2 separate regions of the Homo sapiens genome follow, and region 1 is linked to region 2. Evidence: chromatin loops called from intact Hi-C (ENCODE). Cell type or tissue: Caco-2. All regions are shown on one strand. Region 1 holds the start of LOC105374191 (a long non-coding RNA gene). Region 2 overlaps SLITRK3 (SLIT and NTRK like family member 3).

Evidence for each region. A loop is a pair of places that touch in the nucleus more often than their neighbours do. Peaks named below come from ENCODE experiments on the same cell type or tissue, not always from the same donor. Only the 100,000 strongest peaks of a DNase experiment are listed, where the experiment ranks them.
Region 1: a loop joins it to region 2, with 28 times the contacts of the local background. A loop is called at or near these places in 2 of 110 quality-filtered maps.

The regions. Positions count from the first base shown.
Region 1 is chr3:164,450,536-164,453,035 of GRCh38, reverse strand. LOC105374191 (a long non-coding RNA gene) reads right to left here and starts at 1,790. Exons shown (of 4, transcript XR_001740998.2): 1 at 1,501-1,790. In Caco-2, no CTCF peak of the experiment used is centred here; no DNase peak of the experiment used is centred here.
Region 2 is chr3:165,184,875-165,187,374 of GRCh38, reverse strand. SLITRK3 (SLIT and NTRK like family member 3) reads left to right here. Exons shown (of 2, transcript NM_001318810.2): 2 at 1-655. Among named protein-coding and RNA genes, the nearest start is that of SLITRK3, 10 kb to the left of the region's middle. In Caco-2, a CTCF peak has its summit at 1,466 (motif pointing right); a DNase peak (open chromatin) is centred at 1,494.

The sequences.
Region 1 (2,500 bases), 730 kb after region 2:
GGTATAGCTAACAGCCTCTACCACATCGGAGTCTGTTCCCAGCTGGAGGAGATGAAAGAATGGCTGCTTTCTTGTTGCCTTCACCTGGTAGTAATCATGCTAGACAGACTCTTTTCTCTAGAGCTTTCTTTCCACATCACAAGATCTCTAAGCATGACTAACTTAAGTGCACTCTAACTTCTGAATTGCAGCCCAGTTGCCCTCCTCCCAGAATACCAAAGCAACCACCATAGTTATTGGTCACTGTCATTGCTTTTGCAATAAAATTTACTGATGACTTCATAATGATGTTAGGTTTTCAATTATGAATATTAACATTTCTTTAAACAGTCAGCTTTCACTTTGCCAACAAAACATACTACTACATTTTTGTAATCTAACATTGGCAGAAGAGGCAAAAAGGCAAGAGATTCCTCTACCTACTGAGCCAGTATTAAAGATAATCAAAGCACTTGTGAGGTTCTTCCTCCCCAGAAAAGAGATGTCAGTGCTGTCACCACTAACTAGCAGAGTGCATCATCCAGACATTACTGTCATCCACGCATCACTTGTAGCTCAAAAATTTCAAGTTAAGTTCCTATTCAAAAAGAGTTAAGGGTCTTGACTCTCTAGCTTTTCCCATTTGACAAATATTACAACTTATATAAGAAATCAGCATCTTGAGGATTCATCACCAAGTAGCACAAGATGGAGAAAAAAGAATGGAGTTAGCAAAAAAACCCAACTTCCTCCTTTCCTCTTGGCCATTTACCTAAATAATGCACTGCTGGAACTACCAGTTTAGCCAGATTAAATGTTTAGTTAAGCAGTCTCCTGGAGGATCAAAAGCATCACACTCTAGCACATCATAGCCATCATACAGAGAGGAATCCAATCTCTCTTTCCAGTGAGTTCCCCACCCTTGACTGTCCAACAGGCAGGGTCCCTGGCTTGGGACCACAGAGCAGCCACCCCACCAGTGATGAGCATACTCACTGGTAGTGACTCTGTGTTTCCCTAGGGAGGGACTCCCAGAGGCAACCAACAGCCCCTCTGCCACTGCCACAGCCATGGTTTTCCCCGTTGCCCCTGTTGTCCTCAGTCTGGGAAAGAAACAAAGAGCCCAAGGGCTTCACCCAAGCTTCCAGCATACCACAGTTACCACAGAAAGAGGAGCCCAGTATCTCATCCCTGTGTGCCTTTGATCCCCCACTCTCTAACAAACAGAGGCTGCTGTTCGGGCAAGCAGAGCAGCTGCCCCATCCCCTGGCTGAACATTCCCAGTAGCAGTGGCTCTGTGTTTCTCTGAGGTGCAGCTCCAAGAGGCAACTGAAAGCCCCTCTGCCACTGTTCCTGTAGTGGTACTGCCGTTTCTGCCCTCAGGCCGAGGAAGGAGCAAAGACTCTGAGTGCTTTAACCACACCTCCAACAAGCTGTAGTAACCCTAAAGAAAAGAAGCCAGTCTGTCTCCCCAAGCCCCACCCACCCCTGCTATTTGTTGCAAGGCAGGGCCCCACTTACTTGGTCTCACAGCACAGCTGCCCCATCCTAGGCCAATCATACTGATTGATAGCAGCTCTGCGTCTTTCTGAGGTGGAGCTCCAAGAGACAAGTGAAAAACCCTCTGTCACAACCACTGCTAACTTTCCTTCCTCTGATTCCTCCAAGATGGGAAGGGATATAAAGCTTGAGATTGTCCCAGAGCTGTGGTGTGCAGCTTGGGAGTGCCAAGCCAAGATTTTCAGCCAGCAATCAAGAGGGAGAGGAGCCCAAGATTTCAGAGCACTAAGAGGGAGCACAGAAACAACTGTGAAGAGCCACATGACTGAGCAACAGCCTACCTACTGGAAATTATGCTTAAGCACCACCTACTGGATCACGGCCCAAAACATCAACACCAAAATACTCTGCTAATATACCTCCCTGTGAAACCCAGGACAAAAATTTCACTGCAAATAAAGACTGAACAAAGCCTTGGCCCTCTGAAAACACACAGAAAAGAAATCTACTGACTGTAATCAATTTATACCCTAGTTAAAGGAACACCAGCCCACACTGATGAGAAAGAAAAAGCACAAGAACTCTTACAACTCAAAAAGGCATCGTGGCTTCTTTCCTCCAAATGAACACACTAATTTCCCACCAGGGGTTCTTTAGCAGGCTGAAATGGCCAAAATGACAAAGATCATCAAGATTCAGGAGAATGTCGAAACCCAATCCAAGGAAGCTAAGAATTATAATAAAATGAAACAGGAGCTGTTAAATAAAATAAACATTTTTTAAAAAAGAACAAACTGACCTGATAGAGCTGAAAAACACACTCCAAGAATTGCATAATGTGAGTATTAACAGCAGAACCGACCAAGCCAAGGAAAGAATCACAAAGCTCAAAGGCTGGCTCTCTAAAATAACCCAGTCAGACAAGATTGAAGAAAAAAAAATAAAAAGAATGAACAAAATCTCCAAGAGATAGGAGATTAGGCAAAGAGAACAAATCTACAACTCATTGGTTTATGTGAAG
Region 2 (2,500 bases):
GATGGGGAGGGAGGGGGCGGGTCTTGCTCGAATGTTCTCACTCACTATCTTGTCTCTCATACACATATCCATCTGCAGACCATGGTCCCTAAACCTGCAGTTTCTTCCTGCTGGTGCAGGTACACACACACACACACACACACACACACACACACACACACACTCCATACCATTTCCATTCAACTCAATCTGCTTAGTTCGGGTTTGATCCATTTTTCTCCTCTCCATAGTTCTACCACCCTTCACTGCTAGTGTACAGCTCACAGCATCTCTCCTACCACCCTGGGAAAAGTCACATTCTAGGCTGGATTCTACTGAAGTAGAGGCCTGGTGGTTTAACAGCCGAAGACACACGCCTAGGGATGAGCACCCTCTTTGTGACACTTCATCCTGATGCCAAGATTTTTTGGAGAACATCTGCACTTTCTTATATATATATATAATATTAAAAAAAGCAACTGGGTATATATCACTAACAGCTTTGTAGGAAGCACTTTTAATGTTTTCTCTCTCACACACAAAGATTCAAAAGAAATGTGCATATATTTATTCTGTAATTTCAGTGATTATAAATTGTAAAGGTAATGTTTAATCATTGTATAGTGATTATGCCTCTGGTATAGCTTTCCTAATAAAAAGTTTTTGAAAAACATAATACATTATATATAGAGGATACAAAGCTTGAACCTTAAACTCCAGCTATGCCATGCCTTTCGTGCTTCCATTTTAGAAATGATTTCTTTTACTTGTTACACAGAAAGTAATTTATTAACGGGTTTGATGCACTGTGATGTTGATAAATCTTATATCCCACCATCTCTAGTCCAAACCAGGATACAATTGAGACTTAAAATGTGACTTACGGTTTACTTTTTTTTCCTTGAATTATGAATTTCAGTCTTAGTAACCAGTGATGCACTGTTTCCCAGGCAAGATGCAAGGGGGAGAAAATAAAGTAACTAGATCGCTAAGAAGTACAGGATTAATTAGGAGAAGATAATCTAGGATCCATACATCTTAAGATAATAAATGAGATAAAGAAATTGGAAAGTAAAATTGCTATTGTTTTTAAAATATGTAGTCCAATTACATGCACACCCTCACACACCCACACGCTTCCACACACACCCACACAACCCAATAAATATCAAAGGCCGTGGAGCCAATTTAGATGGCCAGAATCCTGTGAAAGCTGTCACTTATATTTGGTTACCATTTTCCAACCACTTACAGCAACTGGCCCCAATAACGCTTGAACTAAGTCAGAGGATGCTGAATGAGTTTTTCGTCATATGACATTAAAATTATGTTGAAAAATTAACCTGACAACAAACCAAGTTTAGATCCATTTATATGTGAGCGAAACCAAAGAATATTGGATTTTTATGGTGCCGGTATCAAATTGGTGGAGGAAACTTAAGAAAACAGACCTATGAGGCAGGCACTTATCTAAGTAGGCCATTAGAGGGCAGCAGAGTTCCAGAGATCCACAGACCCAGGACCCGCAGAACTGTGCAGCGAGGTCAGTGCTCTCTGCTAGGGTTTCCTCAAAGTGCCCATAGCAGGAATTATCATTAGGTGTTGAATGTAATTCATCACAAGTCACTGAAGCCTTACATCACAATTTTTTCCACAAAAAGAGAATGAGTCTAGCAGCTTCTGAAGGTGTGTGACTACAATAGCACGAAGGCATTGTAGTAACAAAATGAAAAGCCCCATGAATGTCTACAAGAATATATTTATATTCCTCTTAATTAATTATATAGAAATATCAGCATAGGTATGCATAAAAATAAAAAAGACAAGTATATACATATAAAATTGCAGTTTTGGGGCTCTTGACATGTATCTATAACTTTTATGCTCAATTATTTGAATATAATTTGGAATTATTTTAAAAGGAAAAAGCCCATGAACATCATTCACTTTATCTGTCTGTGTAATATTGAAATGAAGCTCTTATGCAGAAGAGTCAGGCCAATTATTAGATAAGTGTCATTCTTCTTTTTTGTTTTATCTTCTTCTTTTCTTTCTTGTTTTCTTTTTTTACTTTCCCACAAATCACCTTTCTTCTGGTTATCCCACCTCCTTTATTCTTTCTAATCATCTGTCTCTTTTTTTTAAGGTACATAAAACCAATATTACACTTTAAGTGTTTTAAAACCCAAATTACAGAGTCTCTCTGAACTAGCAATTTATCATACTTCCATTCCTCCTAATCAAATGGTTTGGGGAATAATAGAAAGCATATGCATAGTAAAAACTTAAAAGTGCAAAGCTAGATGCTTCAGATAGTAGTCCTCATTTCCTTAATGACCACGCACATATTCATAACACAGCATTTTATACAAATCAGGCTAAAGTACAATCTCAAAAGACCCTGGTGCTTTCAACGTTTGAAAAATGAGTGCCCATAAACAATATCAAATCACAATATAACTTGATAATTATAATGTTTATATTTCACTTATTAAATACAGAAAGACTGTTTGGTCTTAAA